Regions from separate parts of the Mus musculus genome. Here all the other regions are linked to region 2. A link is a loop called in an ENCODE intact Hi-C map of the cell type or tissue named here. Cell type or tissue: heart. All regions are shown on one strand. Region 1 overlaps Ptprg (protein tyrosine phosphatase, receptor type, G). Region 2 overlaps Ptprg (protein tyrosine phosphatase, receptor type, G). Region 3 overlaps Ptprg (protein tyrosine phosphatase, receptor type, G). Region 4 overlaps Ptprg (protein tyrosine phosphatase, receptor type, G).

Region 1 (5,000 bases), 290 kb before region 2:
TGAGACTGTGTTGTTCCACACCGATCTCAAAAGTGCATCCTTCCCCCAACGTCTAGCCTAATGAGTAACTTAAGTCCGAAGCACTTCTGTTTCAGCCAGCAACCAGTTAAGCAGCACACAGGGAACACTGTATTTCTCCCTCCATGCACTGCATTGCCACAACAAGCAGCTGCTGGGCAATACTAGGTGAAAGGACCGAGAGGGGACGAGCCTCCTGCCCCACTCACTAGGATCCCGGGTGCTGTATGCAGACAATATTATATTTTAATAATTAATTGTTCATCAAAGAAAAAGATGAGGAACAGGGATGCCAAATTCAAAGTTATTCAAATTGCAGAAATGAATAATGCATGACTTTTATATTAAATACACACTGTATTAAGTAGTCTACATTTCACCAAACTCTGTCTTTCATTTTTTAAGCATTTTGAACGACAATATGAATAATCAGTTAGGGGAGGTTTGTTTGGAAAAAGGAATACCTTATTTGAATGCAAATGAAGTATATTTGAAGATGATTAAATTTTCCTTATCAATTAGGAAATTTTGTATGAGGGTCTTAAAGTCATGGTCAGCCATTAAGTTCAACCCAGCGCAGTTATCCTTGCAGCTTCCTCTCAACACTAAATTATATCTGGCTCATTCTGTTCAATTTCTCCTTTCTGATAGCAGTGCCAAGAGGCAAGTTTTAATTAAAGAAAATTTGAAAGATTCAAACATGCATAATTGGATTAAAAATGTGATCATTAAAACATTAGATGATAATCATCTGATTGATTGCATTTTTCAGTGTGTTAATAACTTAATATTTGCAATGCTTTGGTTACATAGGGACAAAGAAGTCTCTTTAGAAAATATGCTGAATAGTCAACATATAGAAGATAGCAGTGATGTCATTAAGAGCTGTGGGATTCACCAAGCAAGGTGGCATACACTGCTTGCCACAGAGAAGAATGGGATTCTCAACAGAAGCAAGAAAGAGGCAACATCACTTATTTCTGTCTTCCTAGAGAATTCCCAGAAACCTCAATAATGGGATAATTAGCTAGTGCGGTTGTGCCACCTAAGTGAAATAGGCTTATTGGATGAAGAATCCAGATCACCATATGCAAACACACAGAGAGGCCCAGAGAATGACATTGTCCCACAACCCTAATGCAAAGCCACTCATCTTCCTTGACTATGTTAATGGTTTCAGCTGAATAAACAGGCCATTTTTATCTAAAGTTGATGTTCAAATAAAACACATTGACATTAATCTTTTCAAACACAAATTATATGAAGATCACAATTAGAGAAATGGATGTGGCACTGAAATTACGGGAGATACATAATGACAACACCCGGGACCATCCAGAGCTGTTCTAGGGCTTGTCTCTACTTGTAAGGCCCTGGAGATCACAGCTGACATGATGATACATCCCTGGGGCTTTCTTTTCACCAGGTCAAAGAGCTAATTCATAAATGGGGACCGAGGTACACAAGAATTAAGTGGTTTTGACAATAAACAAGAAAGTTGTTAGTGCCAGAAGGTAAGTGGGATGAAAGGCATCTCAGACTGGGCAGAGTGACATATAACTTTAATCTAAGCACTCCAGAGACAGAGATGGGCAGATCTCTGTGAGTCTAAGGCCAGCTGGGACGACAAAGTGAGATCCTGTTAAAGAAAAGAAAAGAGAGAATGAGGGATAAAGTGAAAGTCAGCAGAGCGAGAAGCATCTGAGAATCAGTGCACCTGGGCTCACTTAGGGGCTCTGCTCCAGGAGTTGGGACAGCTCGGCTCATCCCTAGGAAGCCCCAGCTCTCCTCTCTGTCACAGCACTGAAATCTCCTTGGGCTACTATAGCGATGACACAATGCTACATGCAGAAAGCACTAAGGCAGGGCTCAGTCCAGCAGGTAGGATAGCTAAGAGGTATTTTCTTTTTTCCTTTTTCCATCTTTTGTTTCATTACCCTAATCAAAACAGTGCTGGTCACTGCAAATTATCTTAATTATCAATTATTACTATAATCAATTATTTCCTTTATTTTCTTTGCAAATCTTTTTTAAGCTCAGACTACCCTTATCCTTATGATCTTCCAGTCCAGTGAGTGCTCGGACCACAGGCATCATCACTATGCCTGACTTCATTTCCTTTAAGTTTTGTATGCCCTAGCAAGGTCAAACATCATACTTCAAAAGCCAGGTAGTTGTGAATGCATAGTTACCAGCTGTCTACAGCCCCTATGTGCAAATCAACAGGCGAGATGGTGCAGGAGGGATCCCAGATCCTGTTGAGTGCTCACCACCTGCCGGGCACACTGTGTGCTGTAACATAATGTGTCTTTATGATAAACCAAAGGCCTCACTCCCACCATGCAGTAGAGAAAACTGAACTTTGGGAGAGCAAGTAATTTGTTTGTACATCTGCTCAAAGGGAGGAATAATATTCAAAGCCAAATCCTGTGCTCTTAGCCCAGAGATGACAGTACTTCTCCTGTCTTAAGGTGACCTATGCACAGCAGAAAAAACATGGTATAAAGTCAGCCAAGGGAAGTCAGTGGATCATTGGTGGTTTTTCTTAAAGCCTTTGTTCTTCATATTTCACAAGGTTAAGCATGTTCCCCTAAACTCCTATAGTCCTGTTCAAATGATTAAACATCCACAGAGAAGGGTGGTGGGATGAGAACTTCTGAGGCCTCTTTTTATGACCTAACACTATTGTTAACAATGCCATTCAGTGATAAAACAGCACTCACACCGCATCCTACTTCCTGGACTTAACTAAGAAAAGTAACGGAAATGACTCACATCTATGGTGGAGGTTTTGATAAACCCAAATCTAGGAAACTGGAAATGGATTAAGCCTGTCTGTTTCTAGAAGATTTTGAGATCAAAGGCATTCAGATAAGCATCAGTCCTTCCTGGATCCATAAAAAGACAGGCGCCAATTAGCCAGAAGCTGGCTGCCGCACATTTATAGCGCACTTCAGGAAAGTTCCATGTAATTAAGTGCTGGAAACATAAACCTCAAACGGGAAATTTTGCCTCATGTTACGATGCTCGAAATCACCAGTGAGCTGTAAATGTTCAGAATTATCAGTGAGTCACAGACAGTACAGCACAGGTTTCTTCATTCAAAAGAGGGAAAATCATTCGAGCAACTGCTTCAAGGTAAACATTCCAATAGAACCCTCATTAATTCACTAGAAACACATCTGGGGGCAAGCCCAAAACCAAAGCTTATCCTGTTACATAGTGAGGAAATGACCCAACTAAGTATTTATATTATCTGGTCATACACACACACACACACACACACACACACACACACGAACATACACACACACACATAGGGACACACACACACAGAGACATGCACATACACACAGAAACACACACAGGGACACACACACACTGCATAGGGGCAGTGCTACGAATAAAACAAACAAAACACCAGCTACCACTAAGGCGAGGCTGGCAAACTTTCTCTGAGAAAGGCCAGAGAGCAAGTAGTTAAAGCTTTATTAGACTGTTATGTATTGTTGGTGACAACTACAGTCAGTGTACAACAAAAGCAGCCACAGATAATATGCAAGCAAATGAGTATGGCTGAGTGATAAAACTTTATTTGTAACGACAAGCAGTGGGCCACTATTTGTTTAACCTAATAAAACTTTGAACAAGCAAGAAGGAGGCTTGATTTGGTCTACAGATTTTGGTCCCTTGAGCCCTAAGCTAGAGTGTTCTGGGCACAGAGTGCACACCACTTCCATGTCTCCCCAGCCTCAACACATTTACCCAAGGCAGAGGAAGCTCAGTTTTTCCAAATGGAAATATTGGTGAGAGACCTGGCCCTTTGCACAGGATCACACAGCTTCCAAGCTGGAGAGCCAGAATTCAAATCCAGGGCAGCCTGAACTAACAGGCTCTTCAATAATATTCTCCGTGTCAGCTGGGCTCCTAAATCAAATTTCAAGTGGAAAATAAGAAAACACACGTTTATGTTTGGACACCATGAAGCTTTGCAGGCAAGTGAAATACCAGTCTCTGTAGCAGCAAGAATGGCATGTGTAGAAAGAAAATGTTTGCACATGCAAGGGTCAGCTTGCTCCTTTCATCTCACTGCCTTGACTTGTGTTTCCCAGACACTCTGAAGGTGAAAGGAAGAATGAACGCAAAGATGCTTAAAGTTCATGGGTAAAAACCAGGCAAGATGCCTCCGACCAATCCAGCTCATTTCTGTGATGTTTTGCTGGTACATAATGACATGGGTAACTATTTCTGTCCTTATTAGCCCCCCTCCCCCCAGCAAAGTCTTATTTCCTAGATTTTGTGCTGTGCTTCCAGAATTCATGCAGATATTTTCAGAACGTTTAGCCATGTGGCCCTAGATAGTTTCTCTTTTTCTTTTCCCTTTAAGAGATGAGCCATAGTCCTCTCAGTGAGAGAGCAATAGCTGCAGACTAGAGTCTGAAATACTTAACTTGCTCTTTCAACAAAACCTATTTGGTAGGACTCTGTCAAGACTGAGACCTGCAGATGGACACACACACACACACACACACACACACACACACACACACACACACACGAGTGGCAACAGACAGCCAGGGAGAAACAGGACCTTAAAGTTGGACCACTTCTCTCAAGGCGTGGCCTTGGATCAGCTTCCCAGCAGTGCCTGCATCACTTGCTTGTGTCAGGTGGATCAAGCAGTTGGATGTCAAGAAGACTCCGTGATGCCTCCTGGGCTAGTTTGACCTTTCCTGGTTGTGCACTGATCATGCAGCAACACTGAAGCACGGAGCTTTTTGTTTTGAGACTGGCACCTGCCCTACTTTGTTGCTCCCCCCCCCCCCTTTTCCTAAACCCTAAGAGCAGAGCAGATATTGCATCTAAAGTTAGCTCTTTAAAGATAAGACCCCCGAGGCAGACTCAGTTCTTTCATGGTCTTGAACCAATTCACATATAGAAGAAACGGTCTGTCAAGGGTGATTACAGAAAAAAGGTTTGAG
Region 2 (5,000 bases):
TCCTGGAACTCACTTTGTAGACCAGGCTGGCCTTGAACTCAGAAATCCGCCTGCCTCTGCCTCCCAAGTGCTGGATCAAAGGTATGCGCCACCACGCCAGGCTTGGTTCAATTTAAAAATGCCAATCTCAATACTACTTTTTAAGTCGTAACTTCTAACTTTGTGCTTTCAAATGATGCTACCTAAGGCAAAGCATACTACCAGCCACGCCAGGCACCAAGTCAGATTAGTTGGAATTAAAAAACAAAACAAACAAACAAGCAAACCCATCCAAAACAGTGTAATGATCGCACATTTTCTGTTGCCAAGTCACAGGAATTTTAAACTTTGCTGCACTTTGGAAATAAACTGTTTCTCCTTCTATGTAAGTAAAAAAATATAAGATCTAGAAACATGAACAAGTTCGTATTGATCAAACAACCTTTGCCTCTGCCAGGCAATTAATAACATGGGCTGTGCATGCTGGATATTTCAGGTTGCCCTGCCAGCCAGTTTATTACATGAGCAGTGGATGCTGCGTATTTTCTGGTATTTGCTGGGTATTTTGTATCCCTACCTCTTTGCTAAAAGCAGTTAGATATTTTGCCTTCATGTTTTTCCAAATAGAAGCTTTGGTTTGTTTTTTTTTAAAGAACTATTCATTACCCTCAGCCCACAGAAGTGAAAAAAATGGGAATTTACTTTATCTTTTAATTATGAATGTATGTGGTTGGGGGATGGGTGGGTAGGAAAGGAGTCCTTGAAGGCAGGTACCTGTGAGGGCCGGAGAAGCCAGGTCCCCTGGAGCTGGCGTTATTGGCAGTTATTAGCTGACTGCATGGGTGCTGGGAATCAAACTCAGGGCTTGTTGAACAGCAGTATGAACTCTTAATCCCATAGCCATCTCTTCCAGCCCTCTAGAAACTTTTAAAGACAAAAAAGCTGTGTAAATGCCATCCGAGCTGGAGTCCTCAACTTTCCAAGAGGCCGGCCAGCTTCCTTCCTCTCTTCTCACCAACCTAGACCATCTTCTTAGCATGGTCCAGCTGGCTGACAGTGTGATGTTTGTGAACTCTGTCTCAGTACCATGGGAGAGGTGGTCAATCCCCAGGTGACATCCTGCCACAGGTGAGCAGAAAATGATGGCAGGTTCTGGAACACACTGAGAACTAACCTGTCAAGTAACTGATGGGTACCCAGACTCTTAAGAAACCTGTCTGCAGCTGGGTGGTGGTGGCGCACACCTTTAATCCCAGCACTTGGGAGGCAGAGGCAGGCAGATTTCTGAGTTTGAGGCCAGCCTGGTCTACAGAGTGAGTTCCAGGACAGCTAGGGCTATACAGAGAAACCCTGTCTCGACCCCCCCTCCCCAAGGAAAGGAAAGGAAAGGAAAGGAAAGGAAAGGAAAGGAAAGGAAAGAAAAGAAAAGAAAAGAAAAGAAAAGAAAAGAAAAGAAAGAGAAACCTGTCTGCAGATGGCATGACATGGGGGCACAAAACTGAGTCCTGCCTCTCAGTGGATCAGGTTTCAAAGACGTGCTTTGCAAAAATTGATCCCTAAGATTTCCCTAAGGTGGAGCTTTCCTTCCTGTCAGGCTTAAATGTGTCTTCCATGAGCAGTAGCATACACAGCCATGGAGGCAAAGTTTAGGCAAAGCATCACAGCTAACAAAGGTCTAGGCTGTTCTCAGCAAAGAGACAAACCACCGAGAACAGACAGAGCTTCAACAGGCCCAAGAGGTTTCAAACACAGAACATGCTTACCAACAAATGTAGATGGCGTGTGAGCAAGAACACCTTCTACAGTGTCTCACAATGCATGTGCCCAAAATGCTGACTGGACGAAGGGGCTGCCAGACACGTGGAGATAAAGGGGGCTCCTGCTTTCAGTTAGGGGCCTGCGACTGGCTAACAGGTAGGGAATAAGGCCAGTGGGAAGTATTGTAATTTATAATAATTAAGAATCAATCATGGGGCCAGGGATAAAGGCCAGTGGGCGAAGAGTCTGGAGTATGAGCATGGGGACCTCGCTTGGCATCCCTAGCATCCGGATGAAAAACCTGATCCACTGATGCTTCTCAGAACAGGAGACTGGAGAAGCGGAGACAGGCGGGTCTCTGGAGCTCACTGGCCAGACGAGAGACTCTGAAACCCCAAATAGTAAGGTGGAGAAGAATGAAGGAAAACATTTGAACTCAATCTCTGGCTTCCACACATGCACACTCGCACATACATAAAAATATAGCAAACCTGCATATGCTATATACATAAGCAAAATTTAGCTGATTAATCATGAAAATCAAAGTATCAGTGAAAATCCAAGTTTGCTTTAACCAACTCAGCTTTGATAAATCAGCAGAAATAGACTTAAAATCATTCAGGGATAGCGTCCGGGGTGAACAAGTTAGGAATCCAAGTCTTGCATCCTTGCCGGGGAAAGGCATGTGTGCCTAGGATCTCTCCCATGATCAGTTTTGGATTCTCACCCCGGTAAAGGAACATGTCAGAAAGCAGCTACTTTGTGATGTTACTTAGTTGCTTTGCAACATCCTCTCTTATATTAAGTGTATCACATGCTCTGCAATGTCACAGGCGGAACTCAGCCTTGGGGACCACTGCACACAGCTTGCATCATCTGCACTGCTCGACGGTTTTGCTTGCAATCCATCTCCCAAGAACACCTCCCCAAAGCCTGACTCATAGAACATCTCTCTCCTCCACTCTCCACACTTTCCCTGCACTTCCAGTTCCTAAAACAAGCCCTCTGAATTTATGAAATCCCCCACACCAGAGGATCCTGTGAATTGTTCAGGTATGAAAATCATTACACAAGCCATCTGCCACTCCATGAACCTGAAGGCACAAAGTGTGGCTGTGGTTGCTCAAGAATGTTATCTATTTCCATCTTGTGCAAATTTAGGAGCAACTGTGGTTTCCTGTTCCAGGGTGTTGTCCAAAAATGACTCCACAGAAGTCTGCAAAAATAATCCTGGGCGTTCTGTTTTGAGAGGAACACTTGAAGAGTTTCCCACTAAGAGAGGAAATGGCCTGTTCTGACTGCAGAACATCCAGCATGTTCCCTGAGCCAGAACCTGCACAATGCTAGTTGAACCATTGTTTCACTCGTAAGTAAGGCAGGGGCCCGCAGTGGAATCAGGCAGGTTTCCTTCGATTCTCACGCTAAAGGACCTGCCTGTCAGGAGACCAATTGTGTTTTGTTACCTATAAGATGTGAATGACTGCATCGTCTGTGTCTTTGTAAAATTGGTTGTACTGTCAATGGAAAACACCTCTTATTTCAAAAGGGCAGTAAGAGTTTCTTCTGGAGTAGAATGTGAGTGCCTGTGGTCCAAAAACAGAGCCAAGCAGGTCACACCCCATAACATGTTTTAACAAGTTCACTGAAGTTCTTATAGTAAAGGAACAAAAGGAAGCCATGAGAGAGGTACTTCGTCAAGTACTCTGGTAGGGCATCAGGTAGGCAGGGCACAGCAGACTATGAAAATGTGGGAAGGACACAATATGATGACATTCTTAGCTTTAGGACCCATAGGACCTGGGGATCTGTGAGTGCAGCTACAAAGGTTTCGCACAAGAGTTATAAGCCAGTGGGGTCAGGAGTAGCCACTCAGGGCCCTAAAGGTAGAATTTGAATCTTAAGTGTTCTAACTCTCAACAATTACAACTGTCTATCCAGTGATCTTTACATGAATTTTAATACAGCTGGGGCTTCCTCTCCTCTCCCAGGGACTTCAGTTAATAGCAAAGATTAAAAATGAACTCACTGTATTTCAGGGTACCTAACACATAGAGTATCCTAAAGAAATGTGTATAAAAATATATACATATATGCACATTATTTCTTAGACATTAAACTGACTCAGAAACAAGCAAGAACATTGTATACTGCAACTATTTTAGGGGAGATGAGGTCTTTATAGTCCACGTTCAGTATAGGAATGACTTCATCTTTACCAAAAGTTTTAGTCTGAAATAACATTCCAGTCATGGAAGGATACAATGTATTTTCCACGAGAAACCATAAAAAGCACATTGTATATTCTAAGGTGTAACTCGACTTTTAACTTGAAACGGTAACAAGTTCTGACTCACTGAAGGTGAAATTTGCCAACACAGAAATCTGAGGTCAAGACCAAAGAATCATCAGGAGTTCAGGAGAGCAACTAACTTTCCCTGCACCTATGTCATGGTATAGAACCTCACGAGACTGACAGCAGAAGACAGGATTGCAGCTCCAGCGGGGGTTACAATGGCCACCTGTGGCCAAATACAGTCCCTGTGAAGGAAGGAGATAGTTTCTGACTCTACTCTGTACCTAGAAGACTTTTTTCCCTGTCAGCCCTTTGTCATGAATCATTCTGAGGACAAGGTTTCTGCCATCTGTGTTCCAGCCAAAGGTAAAGACACAGGCCACAGTCCCATTGTTTGAGCTGAAATCAGGGAAGACTTTTAACCCCACACTGAGTATCCCTCAAACTGGGAAGAGCCAATCCCCATCTACCCTAACAGGAGCTAGACAGCCTCATGAGCATGGAGGAGACAGGGACAGGAGAGCTGGATCCAGAACGAAGCTGTGTGTGTGTGTGTGTATAATAACAATTATATGAGAGCCTACAGTGTCACCTAGCATAGGAACTTGACAGCTGGCTTGGCTGCAGTCTCTACCTCCTTTGAACAGGAAGTCTCTATGAATATGGGGGCCCTCAGTTTCTGCCTAGTTTGAAGACTGAGAATTTTTATTTTCTTTTAAAGCAGTTTTGGATTTGGATTTGGGTTTCAGGACAAAGAATACACTTCACACAACTCATTCAAGCCTCTTTTTTTTCGTTTCCCTCTTTTTAGCTTGCACTTTTAAAGCTATAAACAGCCTGGCATCCCCAGAAGTGTCATCCACAGCAGTTTCTGCAGAGCTTGTCACATTCAGGGTCTCCACTCAAGACAATGGATGCTCAGTACCCCAGTGCTAAGTGTATTTGCACAGCAGGTCTGCTGTGGCTAAGC
Region 3 (5,000 bases), 250 kb before region 2:
GGATTATTTTTTTAACATGCAGTGAGGGCATGCTTCAGCCATTCTGTGCTGGGAAAGTGGACACTGGTGCTGCTGAGTATCCTGAGTGAAAGCAGCCTTGGAGCCCAGGGCTCCACTCTGGTTCATGTGTTCAGGCATAGCCTCCATACAGAGGCAGACCTCAGAAAAAGTGCCCAGTACAGCTCCCCTGAGAACACTCCTCCTTTTTGTTAGGACTTGTATTATATGTACTTATTTCCTATGCATGCTAATTCATGTATGTGGACGTGTGTCAGAGGGCAAACTGTGGGAGGCTGTTCTCTCCTTCCATGTGGGTCCAGAGCATATAACTCACGTTGTCAGCCTTGGTGGCAAATGCCTTCAGCAGCTGTGCCATCCCACTGGCCCAGGAGGTTTCTTAAATGCAGGGACTGTCGGAGCAAATAGAGAGGGTGCTGCATGTGTGGCTCTGGCACTGGGGGCATCATGGGAAAGTCACCCGTGAGACGGAGCTCTATACGCAGGCCCCAGCTATACAGTGCCAGCACAGCCTTTGGCTGGGAGCTTTCTAGTTCAATTTCTATCACTTCAAGCATGAAAGGTGAGGTCCTACCAAACTCTGCTGTCTGTCTTCCTGAGATTAAGTACAAAACACTTACCATATATTTTAGAAAATCCTCTGACCCTGTCTCAGGAAAAACCCAAGAGAACGTCAATAGCTGGAAAAACCCCAGGTTTCCTGGAAAGCAGAGATAGAAACAGGGATCATGCTGACAGGCTTGGGGGCTTGATCCAACTCTGTGATGTCAGGCATGTCGATGGATGCCTGGCCCTTTCCCCAAGGCTTATTAAAGACTAGGTGAGCATGAAAACTCTTAAAGCCAAGGAAGAGTGTAGAAGATATTCAGAATACCTACTCATCTACTTAAGTATCAAATAATATAATGCAGTTAAGAACACTTAATAAAATTTCAAGAATTACAGAAAAGCAGAGTGATACTAAATATTTTGCAAGGCCTTTTTAACAGTTCCGTGATTCCTCAAAAGCAAAGAGGCAGTGACCTTATTCTGAGGCAGCGACCACTCAAACCTGAGCAAGGTGGTGTGGGTTATTACTATTCAGAGGGACTCACTGCTTTGCTTTAATATAGTTTTAAAACATTTCACTAAAAAAAGTACTTTTGAAAATCTCAAATGCTGCCTCTCCTAAAACAGATGCTGTGACCTAATGTTTGGCTACGCTTCTCACCTCACAAAAACATTCTTTCAACATGAGCAGCACACTCTGCGTACCTTGTAGTAGAAAACTAAATGAGGACTCAAGAGTAAAATCCTCACACTGTCTGATCTGGTCAAACGCCTGAGAGTAAGAAAACGGAGTAGAAGAATGGAAATTGCATGCATGACATCTTTTAGAAAATCAAATCTCTAGCTTTTATGGCTTCTGAACATTAGTCTATGTTTATCCATATACAACTTAAAGTTATTCTCACTGGTATTTAATACACATGCTACAGTGTATTTAAACAACTCAACTGTTGGGATTTCTGAAGCTCTATTTTTAAACTATGTGAGAGTGACGTTTTCTTCCTACCAGGGAAACTGTGATAAGGTTGATTTCTGACAGATCCCAATATGCTCCAGAATTTTCTAATTTGGGTGAAGGTAGAAGAAACATCTTCTTCTGACCTAAGAAGAAAAGGTGTGTCACGATGCACCGTGACTCACTGTACGTTCAGATCAACAGTCCTCTAAAACCCACAAGAGCTGCTGTGGGCCGCTTTGGTTTGTATTTGCTGGACTAGACACAGGTCTGGAGTTACATCGCCTTTGGCAGAACATCCTGAACTACATTTGACGGGAGGCATAGTCTCCCTTCTCAGCCAGAAGATTGCATGAGTAAGATCTAAGGGAACTGCACAGGCCGTCCTGTACCAAGCCTATTTTATAGCATTAGAATTTTACAACCAATGTCTCCTTTATAGCACTAAGTGGCAGGAGGCAATCACTTACAAAGAGAATAGGGGTTTGCCCTTCACTTAAGTGCATGATGATAGGGAAGTTGGCTAACGGCTTCTTTGTTGTCTCTAATAGTGAGTTTCTAATGGTGTCATCTTAAGTGAGTCCGGCCCATAATTTCGTTTTAAGGTGGTTGGTTTTTTTGCTTTGTGCTTTTAAGATAAGCTACTAAACTATATATTTTAAAATTCTTATGTGTTACTAAAAGTGGAATAGGAATGGAAGGCCTTGGGAACTGTAAATTGTAAGTGAGTACAATATGACTGGTATAAAGGGCAGTGCAGACAGAGGCCAGCCACATAATTTGTTCTTTTGTTCAGATAATTGTAATTGGGCTTCTGCTTGGTCATCAACCTGGCCTCACACACAAGGGTGGAGAGGTAATATGTTCCTGTGAGTGGGGACAGTCATTTTTACACAGGAAACCTACAGATTATCTTGTACAAATACACTAACTCAATCCATGGTTTCACATGCTTTATGAGACAGGAGCAAGATTAACTCATGCAATGAGAAGAGGCCCGTTGTATCCGAAGATAAAACACACTACAGCACCAGCACACGAACTGATCATCACCATCTTTTCTGCCAGGTTTGCCAAAAAAGCTCACCAAAAATAAAAACACGGCCTCAACAAGGCAAAGGGTTCATTCAATACCCGGTGCACACAGACAAGGAGAGAAACAGGTGCTATAGGAGTGAACATCCAAGGAGGGAAGTGGCACGAGCTGAGCTTGGATAAATTGGAAGTGTTAGAACAATAAGGGTGTTTCAACAAGCCCAGCTGGGAGCACTGCTCTTCAAGCCCCGCCCCTACTCCAGGAGCAGTGACTGGCATCCCTGCTCCAAAAGTGCTATTTTAATGAGTTGCTTCAAATACAGGCTCCAAGAGCCTGAAATTAATCTTTCTGTCTCCTGAATAAGAACATAAATTTGCTTTCAATCTTGGTAATAGAAAGATTGTTTTTCCCAAGTTTCCAGAGGTCACCATCTCTTTTCTTTACAGCCAAACCACTTCAGTGCATTATCCCTGCCTCTCTGCAGAGGGCGCACACATAGGACACACTCACTGACACTTGCTTAAAATGCTAAAGAGGTTAGGTGTCCTACCTCTTGACATGGCTCACTGACAAAGTCCAGAATTGGTGGCCTTCCAGACTCTAGGCACATTGTTGAGATTCCAGCAATGTCAGGATCGCCTCCAGCACTTGTGGTTTTATACACCCCCTGGGTACCCACAGTTCTGCTGAGAGGCCATCAGTAAGCTGTAGCCTTTCAGATACAATCCCACAACAATCTGTTTGTACTTCCCTTTTAGCTGACCTCAGCTCAGTACTGTTTTCTTCAGGGAACTGTTTCCTGATGCTAAACTAGACCTGTTGACATCACAGGCTCTCAAAGCACTCTTTCCTTTCAAGACCTAATTAAGCTTGTATGACCACTGTTACATTTAGTTATGTATGTGTATGTATGTGACCATATTCATCTGTGTATGGGTGCATACGTATGCACATGCTGATATGAAACATGTGGGGGGAGGCAGAGCTCACCTTCTAGTGGACACTGGAGTCACTGATCCCTTACCTATTGTTCACCTTGCTTTTTAAGATGGGGTGGCCTGAAGCCCTTCAAATCGACTAGGCTGGTTGTCCAGCAAACACTGTCTCTGCTGTCTCTAACTGAGCTTCTTCTTGGACCCCATTACCACATTTATTTTATTAATACGCATTCCCCAGTAGGCTTGGATGGCCACAAAGAGTACAGCACAAGGTTACAGCCAATGACCAGAGCATCCTTACCAGAATCCTTACCAGAGCAGAATCCAGGCCTCACAGGCATACATTCTTGTCCTCAAGAAATATGTGGTGGCTAGATATCAAAAGAGCCTCAATTATGCCCATACTTGAAAAGGACAACACAGGAGCTCCTGAATTGGTGTGAATCAATTGCTTTGTGCCTCCCCAGTGAGGCCACAGCACATAAATCTCCTTCCAGGCACTCTTCTTCCACCTCATTGTAGGCCACACAAGGGGCCTGTGTCCTTCAAGAACAACAGCTCTGTGCAACAGGGTCCCCTCTGACATCATGATTGCTGACAAACAACTGTGAATGGTAAGTCACCGTCTCACTTTGTTTTATGACCCACGTGCTCGTGAATGAAGCTTTACACCAACGAGGTAATTGAAGGCCCAGCTCTCTGCTGGGTATCTGGCCTGATATTTCATGTTCACTTGACAGGAAAACACTGTAACAGCTCAACATACACAAAGCCAGGGATGAACACACTAAGCTAGGGAGATTAAGACACCCAGGTTAGATTATTTTGTTTGGCCTGTGGCAGGTCTCAGCCTTCCTTCTGTGACAATGCCCAAAAAGTCCTCTCATGAGGAGAATGTTACCTGACATTCTCGTCATGAGAAATGGGGCAGACCCATTTCTGTATTTCCCAAGAAGCTGTTAATGCAGTGGAAAGCCCTGTTTGCTATGTGTAATCACCTCCAAGACTCCCCACATCGAAATCTTCTCAGCCTGCTTCATAAATAAATTCTCAGCACTGGGCCTGGGTGGCCATGGTGAGGACAACGGCTGGGGACCTTAGCTTTAGGCAATAACCTCTTCAGCCTGTGCCACAGGTGCCTGAGATATCCCAGGATCCTCCACTGAAGCAACAGGACTGTCTGTCCAAATCCAACACAGCTAAGTAATTACTAGCCTTGGTGTGGTCCCATAGGCAGCCAACTGAAGTCAAGTGCACGATCACAGAAAGCCACGTGATCTCTGGTGAAATCACACAGGCAGCTCACTAAACTCAAATGCCAGTCCACAGAAAGCTAAGCAACTCGCAGCCTTAGTACCAATGCCATCTGAGGAGTAAGAACTGGCTGGAGGCGTTCATAAAAGATTTCTTATCCCCCAAGTCAGTTAACTGCCTTGGGTACTGAGTAGAATCACCAGGGTGCTCAGCCTAAGGTGGAGTGAGAACCTTGTTGGGGGTATCAGCC
Region 4 (5,000 bases), 55 kb before region 2:
CAAGTGCCACCGGAAGCCAATGGCAGTTCAAATTAGACAGCGATCCCACAGGGCTTGGGCAGTCTGTCCCTGGCTGCCTCTCAAGAATGCCAGCGCTGATATGAAGAAAGGAAGTGAGGAACAAGGCCAAGGACAAAGGCAAGACCCAGACGAAAAGGTCAGATGCAGGGTGATCTTACAGGGAACTTCATGGCCGCCAAGTCCACACTGAGCACAGCAATCAATGGTCTTCACCCACAACCAATTTGGTTGAGAAAATGCAAGTACAAAAAAGGCGATACTTAAAGTAGAAAAAAGAGGCCATAGCAAAAGATAATGCAGCTATAATACCGAGCCACCTTAAGTCCAGAGATGGGAAGGGGAAGCACTAGCTGCCCATGATTCATGTACTGGTTCTTCCACAGCTAGATATGAAGCAAGGTAGATTGATAAAGCAGAAGAAAGACTGCTCAGTCATACTAGGGAGCAGATATTGCTGGAATTCACGAGCTCATCATCCAATTCAGTACATATGTAAAATTTATTAATTCAATAAAAATTCAAGAAATGCACTTTGGGATAGATATATGAATATTTGGAGGTACACAAAAATGTACACACACACTCATGTACATGTGTACTCACAATATATGCATACTCACACCTATATAATGCACTCACATTCACACACACTTATATAAATCACATATACACACACTCCCACATACAAATACACACACAATCACATACATATACATACAACTCTAATGAAATATCTTTTTATACACAAATCCAGGGGATATTAAGTATAAAGATGCCCATATAATACTGTGAGTAGAAGCAAAAGATGTAGACAAGCAAGGGAACTCTTCACTGTGGGAAGAGTTAAACACAAGAGGAAAAGTGGACGAATATAGAGAACACTACATACTACTCAAAGGTAATGAGCAAGAATGGCGTAATTCAGACAGACCTCAGAAGATGGTTCTGAATGAAATAAGAAACAAGATATCATGATCTAGAACACACAAAATACCACATAAAGCAACACATTAGCAGTGAGTGTCTGTGGGTAAAAGAGATCTAAGCACAAAAGAAAAGGAAATCAAAGAAAACACGCGATGAGATGAGAGTGTCTTTACCCTGCAAGAGTCAACACCCCATGAAAAACACACTGTCTAAACTGTTTGAACTTGACACGTATACTTTGTGTGTTCCTGTTTGTGCTAGTGTGTGACCTCACATGGAGGTCAGAGTTCAACCTTAGGCATAGCCTCCCCCTTGGTTTTTGAGGTAGCCTCTCACTGGGACCTGGGCTTGCCAATGAGACTAGACTAGCTTCCCAGGCATGGCTGCAGATCACCAATGTCCCCAGCACAAAGTACCCAGGGCTTCTTCATGTGGGTGCTAGGGAGGAAACTTGGGTCCCTAGGGTTACATGCCAAGTGTGGAACTGACTGGGCTCCCTCCAATCTCTTTATTTTTTTGTGTGTAACATGGGGTCTCAATACATAGCACTGGCTGACTCAGTGCTCACTGTGTAGGCCTGGCTGGCCTCGGATTTACAGGAATGCTCTGTCTCTGAGTGCCAGGGTTAAAGGCATAACCATACACCCCACTGTATAGTTTCTAAATAAAATGCCCCAGTGACCTGGAAACCAACTTTAATCCTTATCAGCAAGGAAAATCTCACTTGGTGCCTCAGGGCACATGAACATCATGGCGACCATTCTGACCGTTCTCTTCCTCTTATGAAGTTCACGTATTTTCCAATCATGAGAGTCAGTATTGCTTTACTATTCTTCACAGTTATACCAAAGTCAGAGCTGAAACCCTGAGGTGACAGTGTTCTGCCGTGGTCAGCTGGGCAGGGTCCACTCAGCTGGCGCACCACTTTCTCCAGCGCCACCACATGTGTAACTCAGCGTTGCTTGGGATCTCAAACAGGAATCTCACTCAGCTTGTGGCGGATCCTTTTCAAATCTTTCACACAGAAGAGCTCCATCTGAGCACGTGGGCTCTAATGTGCTCCAAAAACGATCTCAAAGTTGGCCAAAAACTGAATCCAAGAAAAGGTTTTCCATTAAGATAACTACCTGTTATTAAAGTGGAAGACCCACTGTGTTTCTATTTGGGGAAAAGGTTAAGCCTCTTTAGAGTTTCTGGAAAACCCATCGCTGTTTAGGGAAAGGGTGTGTCGCTGAAAGCATTAGCAGGAAACTTCTCTTGGGGTGACAAGGGCAAGAACTCAAAACCTGTCTGGCGCCTCACACCATCAACTCGGTGTCCAGTCAGTCCAGGGTCGGAGACTGAAGTGCAGCAGCAGCCGGGGCAGGACTTACACCCAGCAGTCACAGGAAGCTCACTGTTGCCTGCTCTCCTTCAGGTTACGTCAGCTAGGTTTGTTTAGATCTGTAGTAGCAACTTTTACCTCACAACACACACATGTCTAAATGCATGCAGCAAAAATAACTCATGTTTGCTTGCTTTCCTTTCTTATTTCATTTTTATTTTATCTATCTATCTATCTATATATCCATCCATCCATCTATCTGACAGGTTCTATGTAGCTGTGGCTGTCCTAGAACTTGGCTGGTGCCTTGACAGTGTTGAGGACGAAAGGTGTGGACTACCACACCTTACTCATGTTTGGTTTCTTAACTCCTGTCCCAGAGAAATACAAAGGCAGAAGTTCCCAGGGGCTATTATTGTGCCAACTTACTAAATTATATCAGACTGAACTGCCAATCACACCCCAAGGTTTCACAGTTAGCACCCTGGCCTTTGAACTGCTAGTTCTAAGTCACTCAAAGTCTAACTATGCTATCCAAGGCTCGTGTGCTGAACTGCTGCTGAAAGGTCAATGACCGGACAGTTTTTACAACATGATTTCCATTTCTGAGATACCAGCTTGAAATGTCGATTCAGACCTGTACCTTGGTCTCTGCTCAAAAGTTAGGTGGGAAACAGTTTCTAAGCACGACTTCAAGGGGGATGACCTGTCCGGCAGACTGGACTCCTTTAGATGAAGTTAGAGCAACTGTGCCCTCTCAGTGGTCTCTGACCCTGTAGACTCATCACCCCAGGATCCTCTGGCTCTACCTTGCTCTTATTTCTGCTGGGTGTGGCCCTTATCTTTTTTACTAGAAATTTAGTCACTAAAAAAAGTTTCCCCCAGATTCCCTTTGGTTGGGTTGTGCCGTTAAGAGGGTCTTTGAAGAAAATGTTCTTATTCAAAGACAGAAAGCAGGTTTATCAATTACGACAGGACTCAGAGGAAGCTTGCCGTGCAGCTGAGCAGAATTAGACACATCTGGGCTCTGCCAGCCAGACTGCCTGAGTGATTAGTGACGGCTTCCACGGTCATGGAGGCAGGCCAATCCATAGTGAGAGCTTTTGGGATACTGGAAATATTAGAAAGCTTTTGGGGTATCTTCAAGTCCAAAACCTGGATGCTCACAAAGCACAGACCCAGAAAAAGGTCTGGCTAACAGCTGCTAACATCCTGTGAAGTTTCTTACTAAGGAGCCAATTGTTGTTTTTAAAAGGAGGAGGAGCATACAGTGGACCCACCCACCCCCAATCGTCCCAAGTCATGCTTTTGAATGACTTTTGAAATTCCAGATTTTGTATGTTTGAGAATGCGCAACTCAAATGAGCTTACTTTTTTGTTCAATTAATTCTGTTTTCTGTAAAGAAAGGAAACTGTAGCTCTTTCCAAATAGAAATTTGAGACACATTTCTTCATGTTTCCTCCAGGACAACAGTAGGTTTGAGACAGTTCTGAAAACTTAACTCCCACGTGCCTTTCACCCCAGCACTCCAGAAGCAGAAGCAGACGAACTTGAAGCTTCCCCGGCTACACAGTGAGCTCCACACTTGCTGGGCCACACATTAAATCCATGTCAAATGAATAACTTTGAAAAACTTAAACAGAAACCTAACAAAGACATGTTAGATTTCCACAATCTAACACATTCCATATGTAAACAAATACAATATATCAAAATATCTTTAAAAAGCATTAGCAGTCATATTTTCTCTAGATATAAACTTATGGCCAAAACAAACAAAATAAACTCTCCAAACTTAATTCTGTTAAAATCAATTCTAGAACTAAATGAAATTAAAAAAAAAAAAAAGTATGTGCTTATGTCTTTTTAGGAAAAAAAAATCTACGAGAATCTCTCATAACAATAGTTTCTTTGAAATCCAGGACACCTTTGGGATATACGGTATGACGTAAATGTTCTGATATGACCCGTGTTCCCTTTCAAAGGAAAGTGTCAAGGGGACACAGACATAGAGGAAGGTTCCTCCAACGTTCCTGTAATTTCTAGTGCCTGTGTTAAAGGTTTCCTAACAACTATGAGAGCCATGCATGTCGTTCAAACCATAGCAAGAGTGAATACACAACAAACGGGGCAAACATCCGAACCTGAGGTTGACTTCCACAAATTCTCTGAGATTTGTTTATCTTTTATCCAAAAAACACAGAAGGGGAGAGGGGAGAAAGGGGGAGAGCAGGGAGAGGTGTAGAGGGCAGAAATGAAGGGAAGGTTCTTTTACTTAAAATAGAAGATTCCTTCCTCCTCCGTAATATTTAACTACTTACTGTAATAGTGTAAAACCCTAGGGTAAAAATTGCTCAGCCATTTTTTGGTCAACTAAAGGAAAAATATATAAAAATATATAAAATTTTAAATGCTAACTGTTCATATAAATGCCTTTCAGGGCTTTTACAGACTGGACTGACATGTCTTTTGAACCACTCTATGAATAGTATTTTAGAAAGCCAACATTACGGTTTGAGTAAAAATTTCAATGTAGTAAAAAGTCCAGCTGTATACTCAGGGATTATATAAGAAGCAGAAATCTGACCACAAAACCAGGTAGCTAGGAGCCTGAGGCCTCCAAGAACTGACATGATGTTTTTTGATCCTGTGAGAAGTACTGTATGCATGCTAGGAGGACACGAGTGTGTCCTGCTCTCTCCCAGGGTCAGCATGCCCACATCAGCT

Evidence for each region. Hi-C counts contacts between places; a loop is a spot of excess contacts. Peaks named below come from ENCODE experiments on the same cell type or tissue, not always from the same donor. Only the 100,000 strongest peaks of a DNase experiment are listed, where the experiment ranks them.
Region 1: it touches region 2 in a loop (5-fold over the local background); 2 of 42 quality-filtered maps call a loop at or near these places.
Region 3: a loop joins it to region 2, with 3 times the contacts of the local background. A loop is called at or near these places in 2 of 42 quality-filtered maps.
Region 4: a loop joins it to region 2, with 7 times the contacts of the local background. A loop is called at or near these places in 3 of 42 quality-filtered maps.

The regions. Positions count from the first base shown.
Region 1 is chr14:12,097,964-12,102,963 of GRCm38, reverse strand. The region is part of intron 6 of Ptprg (protein tyrosine phosphatase, receptor type, G); the gene reads right to left. Among named protein-coding and RNA genes, the nearest start is that of 3830406C13Rik, 180 kb to the left of the region's middle. In heart, no CTCF peak of the experiment used is centred here; a DNase peak (open chromatin) is centred at 2,873.
Region 2 is chr14:11,809,299-11,814,298 of GRCm38, reverse strand. The region is part of intron 2 of Ptprg (protein tyrosine phosphatase, receptor type, G); the gene reads right to left. Among named protein-coding and RNA genes, the nearest start is that of Gm52128, 240 kb to the right of the region's middle. In heart, no CTCF peak of the experiment used is centred here; DNase peaks (open chromatin) are centred at 2,588 and 2,998.
Region 3 is chr14:12,056,184-12,061,183 of GRCm38, reverse strand. All of the region lies in intron 5 of Ptprg (protein tyrosine phosphatase, receptor type, G), which reads right to left. Among named protein-coding and RNA genes, the nearest start is that of 3830406C13Rik, 230 kb to the left of the region's middle. In heart, a CTCF peak has its summit at 3,034; DNase peaks (open chromatin) are centred at 1,833 and 3,123.
Region 4 is chr14:11,863,865-11,868,864 of GRCm38, reverse strand. The region is part of intron 2 of Ptprg (protein tyrosine phosphatase, receptor type, G); the gene reads right to left. Among named protein-coding and RNA genes, the nearest start is that of Gm52128, 290 kb to the right of the region's middle. In heart, a CTCF peak has its summit at 1,883; DNase peaks (open chromatin) are centred at 44 and 2,244.